2 separate regions of the Homo sapiens genome follow, and region 2 is linked to region 1. A link is a loop called in an ENCODE intact Hi-C map of the cell type or tissue named here. Cell type or tissue: HCT116. All regions are shown on one strand.

Evidence for each region. A loop is a pair of places that touch in the nucleus more often than their neighbours do. Peaks named below come from ENCODE experiments on the same cell type or tissue, not always from the same donor. Only the 100,000 strongest peaks of a DNase experiment are listed, where the experiment ranks them.
Region 2: it touches region 1 in a loop (9-fold over the local background); 78 of 110 quality-filtered maps call a loop at or near these places.

The regions. Positions count from the first base shown.
Region 1 is chr3:191,413,007-191,421,006 of GRCh38, forward strand. No RefSeq gene overlaps it. Among named protein-coding and RNA genes, the nearest start is that of PYDC2-AS1, 8.5 kb to the right of the region's middle. In HCT116, a CTCF peak has its summit at 4,195 (motif pointing right); a DNase peak (open chromatin) is centred at 4,185.
Region 2 is chr3:192,440,479-192,448,478 of GRCh38, forward strand. The region is part of intron 2 of FGF12 (fibroblast growth factor 12); the gene reads right to left. Among named protein-coding and RNA genes, the nearest start is that of FGF12-AS2, 71 kb to the right of the region's middle. In HCT116, a CTCF peak has its summit at 4,223 (motif pointing left); a DNase peak (open chromatin) is centred at 4,193; H3K27me3 peaks cover 5,471 bases.

The DNA.
Region 1 (8,000 bases):
TGGGGAGACTGAAACAGAGCCCAGGCTCTTCTGCCCCAGCCCCCCATATCTCAGGATGCTGCATTTCCACCACATTCTACAGTTATTCTTGAGAATGACAAGCAAGAAAAAGGAGAGAACTGGATTGGTCCAAGGCCATCTGGACAACTGTCCTGCACTCTCAAGTTAATGGTGAAGGAAATGAAATAATAAAATATAATTGGTTTGAAAAGAACTTAAGAAAAAATGGAAGAAATAGTAGTTAGATGGTAGACTCAAACCCAAATGTTTGTGAACTAAATGTTCCAATTGAAAGACAAGATTGTCAGGCTGGTAAAACTATATGCAGCTTTATAAGAAATATAAGAAATATTTAAAATATATGACAAAGAATGAAAGTAAAGGATTAAAAAAAGATGGTCATGGAAACTAACCAAAAGAAAGCCGTGGTAAATATCAGAAAAGGTAATCTTTAATGAAGAATATTACGGCCAGGAGCAGTGGCTTATGCCTGTAATCACAGCACTTTGGGAGGCAGAGGCCAACAGATCACTTGAGGTCAGGAGTTCGAGACCAGCCTGGCCAACATGGTGAAACCTCGTCTCTACTAAAAATATAAAAAATTGCCAAGCGCGGTGGCTCACGCCTGTAATCCCAGCACCTTGGGAGGCCGAGGTGGGTGGATCACGAGGGAGATCGAGACCATCCTGGCTAACTCGGTGAAACCCCGTCTCTACTAAAAATACAAAAAATTACCGGGGTGTAGTGGCAGGCACCTGTAGTCCCAGGTACTCAGGAGGCTGAGGCAAGAGAATGTCGTGAACCCAGGAGGCGGAGCTTACAGTGAGCCGAGATCGCACCACTGCACTTCAGCCTGGGCAACAGAGCGAGACTCTGTCTCAAACAAACAAAAAAAAATTTTGCTGGGAGTGGTGGTGCATGCTTGTAATCCCAGCTACTTGGGAGGCTGAGGCAGAAGAATCACTTGAACCCGGGAGGCAGAGGTTGCAGTGAGCTGACATCGCACCATTGCACTCCAGCCGGGGTGACAAGAGTCAAGCTCCATCTCAAAAATAATAATAACAATAAATAAAAATAAAAGAATATTACTGGAGAAAAATAGAAACATTTTGTAAAAGTAACTTCTCCTCACCTGGAATATTTTGAAAAACTGGACAAATGAACTTTTGTAACAGTCAAAGCTTATCTAGATTGGGCTGCTCAGGAAGTTGCAAGTTATCTCCCATATTGTGCTCCAACCATTCCAAACTCACTTTCTCCAAACACACAGGCTGTTTTATAGTTCTGTGAGTAGATACAAACAAAATCTTTTTAGTGTGAGAATTTCCCCAAGGTAGCATGGGGCTACACTGGAGATTTTGATTTCTCACCGAATACAACCTCTTGTCCCTGTTGCCTACTGTAGTGCCTGACACATAGAGCTCAAAAATCATGGATAACTCTGTGGATGGAAAGAAAAGAGGACTCCTCAGGCCTTCTCCAACTCTGACGTTCTTGGAATTCCAATTTACTGAGCAGAGCCTTACTCAAGATCTGATGAATCAATTAATGAGTATTAGGAGGGGTCAAGGGCAAAATCAGGATCAGAGGAGATCATCTAAAAATAGCTAGTGTTTTTAACCTATCAGTTATTAATAGTTTATGTTTGCAGACATGTTTGGGTTCAGAGATTTGCAAAGAAGGTCCCTTATTTTTCTTTGTAGTTTTTGCTAAGGAAGGGGATGGAGAAAAGGGACAGCCTCACCAGGACTGTGAGTGTCAAATGGCATGTCTGTCTATGAGTGTCAAATGGCATGTCTATATGTACCCTCTCCTCTCCTCCCCCATCACTGGGGATCATTCATTTTGAATTCCCAGAATCTTTTCCACTCAGCATTCAATGGTCCATCTCTAATTCCTACCTACTGTCATCCTATTACCCTCTAGGTGGCCCTCTTTGAGAAGCTAAACCACACACATAGCTGTAAAGAACACAAAAAGCCCACACCTGTCCTGGAGGAAGAAGCATTCTGCATGCTGACAAAGTTTGAAAATGCAGTTACTCCCTGTATTAGGCCATTCTCACATTGTTATAAAGAGATACCTCAGACCGGGTAATTTATAAAGAACAGAGAGGTTTAGTCTGGTGGCAGTGGCTCACACCTGTAATTCCAGCACTTTGGGAGGCCGAGGCAGACAGATCACCTGAGGTCAGGAGTTTGAGACCAGCCTAGCCAGCCTAGCCCATTTCTACTAAAAATACAAAAAATTAGCCAGGCATGGTGGCGCCTGCCTATAGTCCCAACTACTTGGGAGGTTGAGGCAGGAGAATCGCTTGAACCTGGGACAGGGAGGTTGCAGTGAGCTGAGATGGCACCACTGCACTCCAGCCTGGGTGACAGAGTGAGACTCCGTCTCAAAACAAAAACAAAAAAACAGAGGATTAATTGGCTCATGGTTCTATGGGCTGTGCAGGAAACATGGTGACAGCTGCTTCTGGGGAGGCCTCAGGAAGTTTATAATCATGTAGGAAGGCAAAGAGGAAGAAGCCACATCACGTGGTGAAAGCAAGAGCAAGAGAGCGAGAGGGGAAGTGTCACACACTTTTCAACGACCAGATCTGGGGAGAATCACTCACTATTGCCAGGACAGTACCAACAGTACGGTACTAAACCATTCATGACAAATCCACCCCCAAGATCTAGTCACCTCCCACCGGGCCCCCCCTCCAACACTGAGGAATACAATTCAATATGAGATTTGAGTGGGAATGCAGATCCAAACCATATTACTCCCCTAGTCGCAGCCCCCGTATTTTGCTCCCACAGGCCATGTGACTGGCCTCTTGGCAGGCTCTCACAGTGGTCCGGTTGATGCCCCTCAATAAGCCTGAATTAAGGCGTAGGCACTTCCTACCCTCTCCCCACTCTGAGGACAGATGGTGGTTTTCGGCACTGAACACATCAGTGATTCTCCAAAATTGATCCAAAAATTGATGAAATCGGCTGGGCACGGGTGGCTCACGCCTCTAATCCTAGCACTTTGGGAGGCCGAGGCGGGTGGCTCACCTGAGGTCAGGAGTTTGAGATCAGCCTGGCCAACATGGTGAAACCCTGTCTCTACTAAAAATACACCAAATTAGCCAGGCGTGGTGGCAGGCACCTGTAGTCCCAGCTACTCGGGAGGCTGAGGCAGAAGAATCGCTTGAACCAGGAGGCCGAGATTGCAGTGAGCCAAGATAGCGCCACTGCACTCCAGCCCAGGTGACAGTGCAAGACTCCGTCTCAAAACACAAAAAAAATTGATAAAATCTTTCTCAGATTTTTATTTTCCAGTGATTTTATACCGTCAATCTACATGAGAATTTCAGGTGTCATCTAATCATTTTTTATCACCTACTTTGAAATTTCTGCCTGATACTATCACTTTAGAATGTACTATCTGTAGCATATTGTAAAGTACAAATACAGTGCAAGACATATATGTGATTTACAATTCTCTAGTAACCATATTTTAAAAGGTAGAAAATTATGAGTTGCGAAAATTTTATTTAATACATCTAAAATATTATCTTAGCATGTAATCAATACATTATTATATATTTTACTTTTGTTTTTGCCACTAAAACGCTTCAAATGTGGTGTATATTTATCGGCCTTTCAATTTGAACTAGGAACTTTTCAAGTGCTCATGAGTCACAGGCGACTAGTGACTACCATATTGGACAGTCCACTTGTTATCTATGTCAGCTCAAATGAACAACATTTAAACATGTTAACTAGTGTTATACAGTTATGGAAGTGAAAGTTTTTTTTTTTTTTTTTTTGAGACGGAGTTTCGCTCTTGTCGCCCAGGCTTGAATGCAATGACGAGATCTCGGCTCACTGCAGGTTCCAGCGATTCTCCTGCCTCAGCCTACTGAGTAACTGGGATTACAGGCATGCGCCACCACACCTGGCTAATGTGTGTGTGTGTGTGTGTGTGTGTGTGTGTGCGCGTGTGTAGTTTTAGTAGAGATGGGGTTTCAGCATGTTGGCCAGCCTGGTCACAAACTCCTGACCTCAGATAATCCGCCCGCCTCGGCCTCCCAAAGTGATGGCATTTTATAAACTTCCCAGTAATTGGTAAGTGTGAAGTGGTGTCTCACCTTCACCAGACTGAACTGTTTCTTTACATGTTGTACTCTCATTGTGCCAGCAGAGGGCACCTGGAGATGGCAAGACAGTATTAACCTTGAAGCACTCCCAGACTGAGACTATCTACTGGATTGGCTGAATGTGAAAACCAAGGCACCAATTCAGTTAGAAAAAAAAAAAATCCTACCTTTACAAAAGCAGTACTTTATCAATGAGTAAACATATCTCATTGTGTTTCAAAGATACTACTAGTAGATGCTAATTGTAGAAAATCTGAGAATATTGACAAGTAGACTTTAAGAGAAGAGTTTGAAGAAAATAGAAAAGAAAGTGCATTATTGCAAAAAGTAGCCAGTCGTGGTGGTGCGTGTCTGCAGTCCCAGGTACTCGGCTGGCTGAGGCGGGAGGATCACTTGAGCCTGGGAGGTCAACGCTGCAGTGAACCGTGGTCATGTCACTGCACTCCAGCCTGGGTTACAGAGCCAGACTCTGCCTCAAAAAAAAAAAAAAAAAAGAAAGAAAAATAATAGAAAGTGCATTATTGACAATAAAATTCCTGATAGAGGAGCCAGAGACATATATTCATATATGTTTTATATATAAAACACAGACCTAAATGTGTATATATAAGAAATTGCCCTTACATATATGAGAAACTTGCCTAATATACACCTATATGTGCATATATAAGAAACTGGCCTTTTATAGACATATCTCATTGTGTTTCAAAGATACTGTGTTTTTTTTTTATAAATTGAAGGTTTGTGGAAACCCTGCATTGAGCAAATCTCACCACCATTTTCCTAACAGTATTTCAAACTTCATTATTGTTATATCTGTTATGGTGATTTGCAATCAGTGATCCTTATGTTACTATTGTAATTGTTTTGGGGCATCATAAACTATGCCCAAATAAGATGGTTAATTTAGTAGATAAATACTGTTTGTGTTCTGACGGCTCTACCAATAGCCATTCCCCTATTTCTCTCCCTCACCTCGGGCCTCAGTATTCCCTGAGATACAACAATATTGAAATGAGGCTATTTAATAACCCTACAGTGGCCTCCAAGTGTCCAAGTGAAAGGTAGAGTTGTGCACCTCACACTTTCAATCTAATGCTAGAAATGATTGAAGTTCAGTGAGGAACATATGTCAAAAGTTGAGACAGGCTGAAAGCTAGGCTTCTTGCACCAACCAGCCAAGTTGTGAATGTAAAGGTTTTGAAGGAAATTAAAAGTGCTACTCCAGTGAATACACGAGTGATAAAGTGAAAGAGCCTTATTGCTTATATGGAGAAAGTTTCAGTTCTCTGGATAGAAGATGAAACCAGCCACAAGTCTCCTTTAGCCAAGCCTACTCTAGAAGAAGGCCCTAATGCTCTTCAATTCTTTGAACTATGAGAGAGGTGAGAAAGCTGCAGAAGGAAAGTTTGAAGCTAGCAGAGGTTGGTTCATGAAGTTTGAGGAAAGAAGCCACCTCCATAAAAGCACAAGATGAAGCAGCAAGTGCTGATGTAGAAGCTGTAGCAAATTGTCCAGAAGATCTAGCAAAGATGATCGATGAAGGTGGCTATACCAAACAACAGGTTTTCAATGTGGATGAATCAGCCTTGTATTGGAAGAAGATGTCATCTAGGGCTGTCAAAGCTAGAGTGAAGTTAATGCCTGGCTTAAAGCTTCAAAGGACAGGCTGACTCTCTTTTTAGAAGCTAATGCAGCTGGTGATTTTCAGTTGAAGTCAGTGCTCACCCTTCCAAAAGTCTGAGAATCCTTAAGACTTCTGCTTAATTTACTCTATCTGTGCTCTATGAATGGAAAAATGTAACGTGGATGACAGCACATCTACTTACAGCATGGTTTGCTGAATATTTTAAGCCCACTGTTGAGACCAACTGCTCAGAAAAAAAAATTCCTTTTAAAATATTATTGCTCATTGATGATGCACCTAGTCACCCTAGAGCTTTGATAGAGATATACAAGGATATTAATGTTGTTTTCATGCCTGCTAACATAACATCCATTCTACAGCCCGTAGACCAAGGAATAATTTGAACTTTCAAGTCTGATTATTTAAAAATTTCACATTGTGAGGCCATAGCTGCCATAGATTGTCATTCCTCTGTTGGATCTGGGCAAAGTAAATTGAAAAACTTCTGGAAGGGATTCAACATTTGCGATGCCATTAAAAGCATTCATGATTCATGGGAAGAGGTTAAAATATCAACATTAACAGGAATTCAGAAGAAGTTGATTCTAATCCTCATGAATGACTTGGAGAGGTTCAAGACTCCTGTGGAGAAAATAAATGCAAATGTGATTGAAATAGCAAGATAACAATAATTGGGATGGTGCCTGAATACGTGACTTAATTGTTGCAATCTGATGATCAAACTTGAGTGGATAAGAAGTTGCTTCTTCTGGATGAGCAAAGAAAGTGGTTTCTTAAGATGGAATCTACTCCTGGTGAAGATGCTGTGAACATTGTTAAAATGAAAACAAAATATTTAAAACATTATATAAACTTAGCAGGTAAAGCAACAGCATGGTTTGAGAGCACTGACTCCAATTTTTAAAGTTATATTGTGGATGAAACTCTATCAAATAACATCCCATGCTACAGAGAAATCTTTCATGAAAATAAGTCAGTTGATGCAGCAAATTTCATTGTTGTCTAATTTTAAGAAATTGCCACAGCCACCCCAACCTTTTAGCAACCACCACCCTGATCTGTCAGCAGCCATCAACATCAAGGCAAGACCATCCATCTGCAAAAAGTTTGCAATGGTCTGAAGGATCTTTAGCAGTTTTTAGCAATAAAATATTTTTAAATTAAGGTATAATGCTATTGCACACTTAAACTATGTTAGAGTGTAAACACAACTTTTATGTGCACTGGGAAACCGGAATATTTGTGATATTTGTTTTATTGCAGTGGTCTGGAACTCAATCTGCAATCTCTCAGTGGTATGCCTGTGCATCATATTAGAGTATACATAGGTCATATATAATATGAAGATGAGGGAAAAGAGAATGCAGATGCACATAGGATGTGCTAGTAGAAAGTGAATGGAATTTCTATTTTTGATTTCTTTTTTTCCTTCTGTGTAGTAGAAGGGAATTTCCTGTGTTGAGAACGAGGAGGCAAGGAAGTTTGAGGAACGTGAAATATGACGACAAGTTATGTTCTACAATAGAACAGTGAGATTTAGAAGCTTGTGGAGAATGGTGACAGTTTAGAAGAAGAGCTGAGCTAAATGATAGAGGGGACTGACTAGGAATTGCTGAGCACTGTAGATTGAGAAAACAGCTGTGATTGGACTGTGCTCATTTATTGTGGCATCAATCTTCATGGTTGCTTGGTTTCAGCAGCCACATCGGCAACCCATATGTAGAAGCAGAAGAGGTGAATGGTTGAGAGTGATGCATTGTTGGGGTTCAGATGGGCATGTGTAACAGGGAGGCCTAGAGCCAGAGGAGAGAAAGAGGTTAAGGTAAAGCACTATGAGATCTTTGGGTGAGGCCAGGGGGGCAAGAAGTAACATTCTTGGAGAGTAGGGAAAAGTTTTCCATCAGATCACCACAAGATCAGAGTTCACGGGTCATGAAATAAGGGGATTAGTGTAAAGGATGAATTGTTATAGTCAGAAAGAAAATATTTTAGATATGGTATAGGTCTTGAGCCCATATAGTAAATAACTGAAGTGGAGTGCAAAGAGAGGCAACTATGGTTGAGAACACAAAGACCCATAATCCTACGCTGTTGGAAGTATCATTTTTATGGGCAGTGAGTCCCAGGACATGAAAAGAGGAATTATCATGGAAGCTTGTATTAATATCAAAGAAAACAGATCGGGGAAGGGCAACAATTTCATGATGCTGATCTCCA
Region 2 (8,000 bases), 1.0 Mb after region 1:
TAAATGTATAGTGTGATACCATCCACGGAATGTAGCGATACTGCCAACAGACACACTGTGAGCAATAAAATCATACATTTGAATTTTGATGTGTTGAGCTTCACGATTTTCCTTCACTAACCCTCCGCTTTTTCCTAGCTACAAGGATATCAGGCGACATCTCTTAAAATCTTGTTTTGCAGATGGTAAGAGGTTTTCACACATCTGCCACATTTGAAAACCTAACTCTCTTTACTCTTCTAAGACATATTAATCACTCAACAAATTGAAAGTAAAACAATTGATGCCCTATGTGTCAGCCACACAATCTAACTCTTCAGTCCCTGTAAGCATCCCATGAGGCTGGTAACTTTTCTCTGTCCCATCATATATACCAATCTGGTGATGACACTTAACTTGCAGTTTTACTTACATTTTAAAGGATATAGAATTTCTCTCCAAGTTGAGTGCAAGCTCAATGACAGCAGGAACCCCATCTTACATTGTAGAAAATGCTCTAGGATAAAGGACTTCAATCTGATAAATTAAATACTGTTCATTTCCCAATCCCTAACACTGTTTTGGGCACCGGCAATGGTTTATGGCATAATAAAAAGAGACTTATTTTGTGGAGTTGAGTCCTAATGCCAGTATTGCCACTTAACTAGCTACGTAAAACTGGGCAAATTATTTCACTTTCTTGGGCTTCAACTGCCTCCATTATAAATATTGAAGATTCAGTGAAATGAGATAGTATACTTTAAAGCAACAGCATTCATCACAGAAATTAGGACAGCTTTCCTTATCTTTTTCTGAGTAAATGTTGGATAAATAAAGGCATGAGCAAATGAATCTTTGACTGGGGGAATCTGAGGGAGGATTTAGCCAGTAGAAAAAGTATTAGTTAGGTAGTCATGAAACCAGGGTTCTAGCCCCAGTTCAGCCACTGACTCTCTGATCTGGGGTCAGCCTCTTCTCCTTCTGTGCCTCAGTTTCCTTCCCTGTAACGCCTCTCCCAGTGATGTTGCACGTTTTTTTCTGACATCCTATTGTCACAGCCTAGACCCAGGGAGCCACAGAAAGAACCTCTTTACTCAATTATTTGAGGATGAAGAAAGAAGCAATAAACTGAAAGCACTGTTCATTTCCAGTATGAAAAGACTCCTTCAAATGAGAAACGTCAGCACTTAGTTTCACCCCTAAGATTGTCTGGATTATTTTCTTCTTGTCCAAGAGATAGCAAGAGAAATTCCACTTTAGGAAACACAATTGTTTAACAAGTGAGTCCTTAGCAATTCTAAGGCCAGAATCTTGTGAGCAGATACGGAAAGGTACCAATTACCTCTCAAAGACTGGCCTGGTTTCCCAGTGAACAATTTCATCCATTACAGAATTTTCCTGTTTGTAATCCCAAGGTCCATACTTGTACCAGAATTTTACTCTCTAGGTTAGATGAACTCATTATAGCTTAAGTTTCCCTTAGAACGACAATAATAAAACTGCTATTGCTGCTGACTCACTTTAATGCCAACAATTGTACATACATTTTAGAAGCCTAATTTTGATTTACAGTAACTATATAGATCAAAATTAGAGCATTGTTGAGTGAGACTTTCTTTTGCCCACAGGACGACCAACTAGAGACAGAGGACAGAGGACCTGTAGTGCAAAATAAACTGCCAGAGGTGAATGATTCAAAGAAGTCTGTGACATGACCCTTGTATTCAAGCTCAGTGGGCAGGGAACACATGTCTCTTGTTCACCTCTGTATGTCTGTGCATTCATTGGGCTGATATATATCCAGTGTTTACTACACTGCATTGCGCACTGACTATATAGTGAAAAACAATGGTTTGTGGATGAAAGCTGCTTCCAGTATAGCACTGGGCTTGGCACAGTATGGACATCTACTGATTATTAATTGAATAAATGCATGAGACAATTAAGTGAAATCAGCAATATTATAAAAGAAAAGATAATAGACTCAAGACAGACTAAGATGTTGGTGAGTCTAGTTGGATTCTATAAGTTTTAGGTGCCAGAGGGAAAAGAATCTGAAGATGCCCAAACAAGTTACAGATGTACTGTCTATCTGGGACAGAGAAAAGAAGTCAAGATTACACACATGTTTTTCTTTGGAGAGAAGATGATAAAGAAATGTGAATATCATCACACTGGTGTATGTAATCAATTCTGAATTAACCTTCAGTAAACCCAAAATCTCAGTATTTACATGAATTCTTTTATTCAGATGGTACCAAAATAATGCTGCCTGGTAACTGAGATGAGCCCTAGCTAAAGAACCTGTTATTGTTTTCAGATAGAGAAATGGGAGCCACATGTATTCTATCTTTTTTTTTTTTTTTTTGAGACAGAGTCTCATTCTGTCACCCAGGATGGAGTGCAGTGGCGCAGTCTCGGCTCACTGCAACCTCCGCCCTCCGAGTTCAAGCGATTCTCCTGCCTCAGCCTCCCTAGTAGCTGGGATTACAGGTGCCTGCCACCATGCCCGGCTAATTTTTTGTATTTTTAGTAGAGACGGGGTTTCACCATCTTGGCCAGGCTGGTCTTGAACTCCTGACCTCATGATCCACTTTGCCTCAACCTCCTAAAGTGCTGAGATTACAGGCGTGAGTCACCGTGCCCGGCCGTGTCTTCCATCTTTATTAACAAGATCTTTGATTAAGCTGAAAGAAGGAGTTTTATTTGGGAAGACTGGATTTCAGTTGATACAACACAGAGAAATTCAGACATTTTCAAGCATATCCATCCTCTTTGGAAAATACGTAAACATCATAGTATTCAGAGATAACCTTAAGTGAGGTTTTCACTGCTTTGTACAATTGTGTCACTGTAGCTCCTATATCCACAACTGAGTTGTGATAGAATGGAATATTCTTTTCTGCTCTTACATACAGATTTTAAATGTGGATAATAATATAGAAGATAGATATTTTATAAAAATATAAATAACTTAAGTATTGCAGGACAGTAGTAATAAGTAGGGCTGGAAAGGTTGTTGGAGAGCTTTGAATACCTAGGTTAGTATTTAACTGTATCTTTCAGGCCATTGAAGATTTTGAAAAGCAGTTGCAACATAATCAGCATTCTGCTTCAAAACTTACAGCTAATAATTTTGTTTTGGCTCAATATTTAAAATAACATTTCGGTTAAGACCTGAGTTCAAAATGTCTCTCAATATACCTTATAAGTTATGAAAACAAGCAAAAAAATTTAAAGATGATTTCCAGCTCAGCAAAATCTGCATTTTCATTTGGACTTTGCTTTACCCTTTTCACAATTATTTATTTGCTTCACACAAAATAAGCCAGGATGGAAATTCCCCATCATGGTCAAGTTCTGCTCCATGATGCACACACAAGGTTCTGTAGCTTATGGGAACCAGGAGAATAGCAGGTGGGGCAGGTAGCAACAAGAGAGCTCAAACAGAGTGGCTGAGAAGCACTGGCGCTGCAAGGTGCAATGCTGGCCCAATGTCAGGCACTGGGCTTATCCAGGACTTACAGACCTCCTCTCAACTCAGGACCATGGATTCTCAGAGTTCCGGAAGTCCCTATAGTGCCATAATAAAGTAATAATTCTTCACCAAACCACAGACATTTGCATGGACTTTAACGAGTTGATTGTGAGGAAGAAATAGGAAAATGACCATCAGTCTGGCCGCCTTGAGTTCCGTAGCCAAGCCCTAAAACCAACGCCCAGCCTGCCACAGTGTGTGACATCACCCATATCCCCTCCAGTTCTCTCCGGTCTGACCTTGACAGCTGACCTTGAAAAAAGGAGAAGAAAGATTTGAGCTCACTTTTTTTCAAACCTGAATTCATCATCCGCCACAATTTCCTTCTCTCTTCACACCTTCCAACATTTCCCATTCAGTAGGTTTATTAGAAGGATTCCATGCTTTTGACTCAGCCCTCTTTGTTTGTTCCTTTTGTCTTTTTTTTTATCTTGCCTTTCTGTGAAACTGTCTTTGTTTCTTCTAGTTAGCCAATTGATCCTAACATTGCTTCTGGAACAAGATAATGTGACCTTCAGCATTAGACAAGACTGGAACCAGTGGGGAAAAAAGCAGAGTATATTGTCATTCTATGTTCTAAGAATAATTCAAACAAGCCTATGCCATAATGCTGACAGGATCTCCCCAGATTCTCTCAGCTTCTAGACACCATCACAGCCCTGCTTGCTACGCACAGGAGGCCAGGAGTGGTGGGCGAGCGCCACCTCGTGGACATGAGGGAAATTGCTTCCCTCTGCGAATTAGACTGTGTTTCGGCTTAGCTCTCAAAACACGTTTAAGAGAATTGTATTTTTAAATGGCTTGAACACCTTCCAGTCAGTGAAGCGAAGCCTGAATTCATGAATTCTCTATCTTAGGGATTCTCTGAGTAGCAGGAGAAATATCTGTACGGTGAATCCGTCCTCAGGTAAAATTTAAGGTGAAGGACAACAGTAGCTTCGCTTCTTTAAATAAAAGATTTGTAACAGAAATTTAAAGAAAGAAAAAAGAGCACTAATTATGCAGATTGCATTCAAGTTAAAATTTACATAGTATCTGGGCAGTAAATTCCACCATGCTTTAAAGCAGAGCACTAATTACTACTCTTCCATTAAATCTTTCCTGAAGAATCTCTTCTATCTTTGAAACTACCATCCATTTTGCAAAAACAAGTTACCTTTTCATATTTAACACCAGCAATTCACAGAGGAGTGTGATTTATAGACATTTGCATTGAAATAACCTATACTTTTTTGTTGTAAGTGCAGCTTCTTAGGCCCTACCCAACATCAACTGAATTAGAATTTCTGGGGCTGAATCCCAGGAAGGGGCATTTGAGGTTAGCATCTAGTTGATTCTCTTGCACACTGTGCGCTCCAGTTAGAGACCCCACTGCTTTCTTCATTGAATCCAGGAATTAAGCAATTTAGGAATAGAATTGCCATTGTTCTTGCAAATTACACTATTACTAGTTTTTTATAGCCCAGCTTCCTAGAGCATCTCATCTAGAAAGCTTTCCCAATTTATTCTAGAAAATTCAAACAGATGCCTTTTCCTGAGTCCTTCACCCCAAGAACATCCTTATCCAGGGGTCGTTTTACTCCACCTTCCTATTTTAGCTCATCAGAGATCCATATCTTCACCTAGAAATTCTGAAAGGTGGGGGTCTCTCACGCTTCTCTTTCCATGGGCTTTCAGAATACATGCAGCAGCGTTTTGCACGTGGCAAGGTTTAAAGAGTTCATCCCAAACTCTTATGAGTTTGCTCTTGGAATCCTATGGATTCAAATAATTAGCCAAGCAAAAAGATTGGCAGCACGGCCACCAGAAAACAAACCTCCCACCTTCCCTAAAGTGGCAGAACAGCTGCCACCAGTAGAACAGAGTTGTTCCTCTCCTCTGCCACTCAGGCACCGTGACTGCAGAGTTATCCAGACACACCAATCATTTTGCAACTGCTTGGCTCTCTGCAGTGCCCCAGGAATTCTAAGCAACAAAGGAGACAGTCATCTGTTCCACAGCCTAGCAATTGTGTCATTAAACAAATTGCTCCATAACGTCAAAAGAGGCATTCTTTGTGACAGCCAAGTGATATAATTTGTCTTGATTCCAGACATGGGAGACATCTGTCTCGAATTCATGCCTGTCATTTGAAGTTGCAAGTTTATCTACAGAAAAGTGAGACTATACCCAGACACTGAACAGAAATATAAACATTAAGTGACTACTTAAAAAGCTATAGTTTTACCCTTTTAGCACAAATACAGGGAAATTCTTTCTAAACTATATGGCTGTATACCAAGTGAAAAACATAGATTGGTATTCTCTCAACAAAACTGCTTTCAGAATCGGCAATTCAGTTTGCCTGAACTGTTGGAACATAACAATAGATGCAGGTTAAACACACAGTTCATTTAGCTCAACACATCCGTTTCTAACAGTGATGTATCACGGAAGCATTAAATTAAGCAAATGCTCGTTGAGCACCAAGTTATGCAATGAACCATTAGATGCTATGGAATTAAAAGAATGACAACATGTATCAAATTGGGCAATTCACAGATGGCCTCGTAGAAGTTCTGCTTCCCGTGGGTCTTTAAAGATGCATAGTCTGACAGTAGTCAGCAAACAGAGATGGTCTTTCCTTTCTACTCCTCTCCATTGTCTTTCCAGTGAGGTCAGCATCTACATGTGTAACGCATCCAGCACCAGCCGTCAGACCACCGGCATCCTCACCTTGAATAATATTTTCCTCCATCCTGCCTCACAACTCGCATCCAAGGCAAACATGGACATACACCACCTCTGAAATCTTCATCTGAAACATCCAACTCTGACTCACCTCCCTCCTGTCCTACAGTATTTTCTTCCACCACTTCCCAACAATTCCTCAGTCTTCCTGAGATCCCTAATCCTTCGTTCTCACTCCCGTCCACCATCACGTGTCCTGTCCTTTTACATTTGGCAGATTTCTATTCATCTTTTTAGTCTTTGCTTAAACAAAACTTTAGCAGCAATAATACTGCACCTTTAGATTGGATGTGATCTCCCTTGTAGATAAACTTTCCTAATACTCTTAATTTTTTCCCATCTTCAACCTAATCAGTCTTTAAGACAATCGCTTATTTATTGTCTTCCCCAGTAGAGGAAATAGTAATCAAGGGAAAGGAAATCACAGCCACTCATTTGTTGCTGTGTTCCTAGAGTGCTTGGCTGATAACCGATGCTTGAAAACTGTTTAATGAATTAACAACAACAAAAGAGAAAACCCAATTTGCTCAAGGCACAGGGAATATTTGTAGAAGGAGGGAGAATCCAGGATACAGACTCAGATTGGTGCCATTTTCTAGAGTACTTGAGCATTAGGTAATGGGAAACATTGGGGTCTTTAAAGATGAAGACGCTCTCCAAATACTCATTTTTTTTCAATAATTAGTACAGCTGATTATTAAAAGTGTTTATACGTTTATTGCAGGAAATCTGAAAAAACTTAGTGAAGTAAAAAGAAAAATCACCCATTTCTGTAGTACTGCTAACATTTGATGCATTTTTTTCTACAAATTTTCTAGACATTTGGTTTACATAGTGGCAATAATACAGTGCATTCAGACTTGGACTCTAATCTGTTTCCTCTCAACGCTGTAACCTAAGCACTCTTTTCTCATCACGTAAAATTTTTTAGTAAACTTACGTAATGACTACTTAACATTAAATCATTTTACCATTACACAGTATACTTATCATTTTCCCATTTTTAAAAACTTAAGTTTTACCCATAAATGTTTTATTGAAAATATTACATAGATCAAGCACACAAATCTTTTCTCTATGAAACTGACAAATGTCTACTCTTACATAGCTACCACGCAGATCAAGTATTTGACACAGCAGCATCCCAAAGTCTCCTATATGTCCCTTCTCAGGCAATACCCCCAAAGGTAATTATCATTCTGACTTTTAGCACCATAAATTCGTTTCGCCAGTTTCTGAACTTCACAGCCCTTTTTGCCTGACTTCTTTCGCCCAATGTTATGTCTTTGAAATTCATCCAAGCTTTTGTATAAGTAGTTTATTCATTTTCATTTCTTCAAAGTATTTTCATATATATATGTGTGTATACACATACACATATAAGCACACATTTATATGTACTACACTCCATCCAAGCCACGGAAGGACACTTGGGTTATTTCTACCTTGCAGCTATTAAATTCAGTTCCTGTTATTAGCCATGCTTCAGTCTAGTCATACTGTTAGCATAAAACACCTCTTAATGAAATGAGCTGCAGAAATCTACCAAGGATGTGGAAAACTGTTTTCTTTTGAACATGCCTTAGTTGTTCTGCACTCTGCAAAAAATTCATTTTCTGATGTTAGAGCTAGACAACCAACTCTAAATCAATTTCTGCTTATCTATTATTTACTCCTAGTGTCAAATGTGTGAGTTATTGAAAAGCAACTAAATATAAAAGAAAAACATCCCCCTGAAAATTGGGAGGGAGGG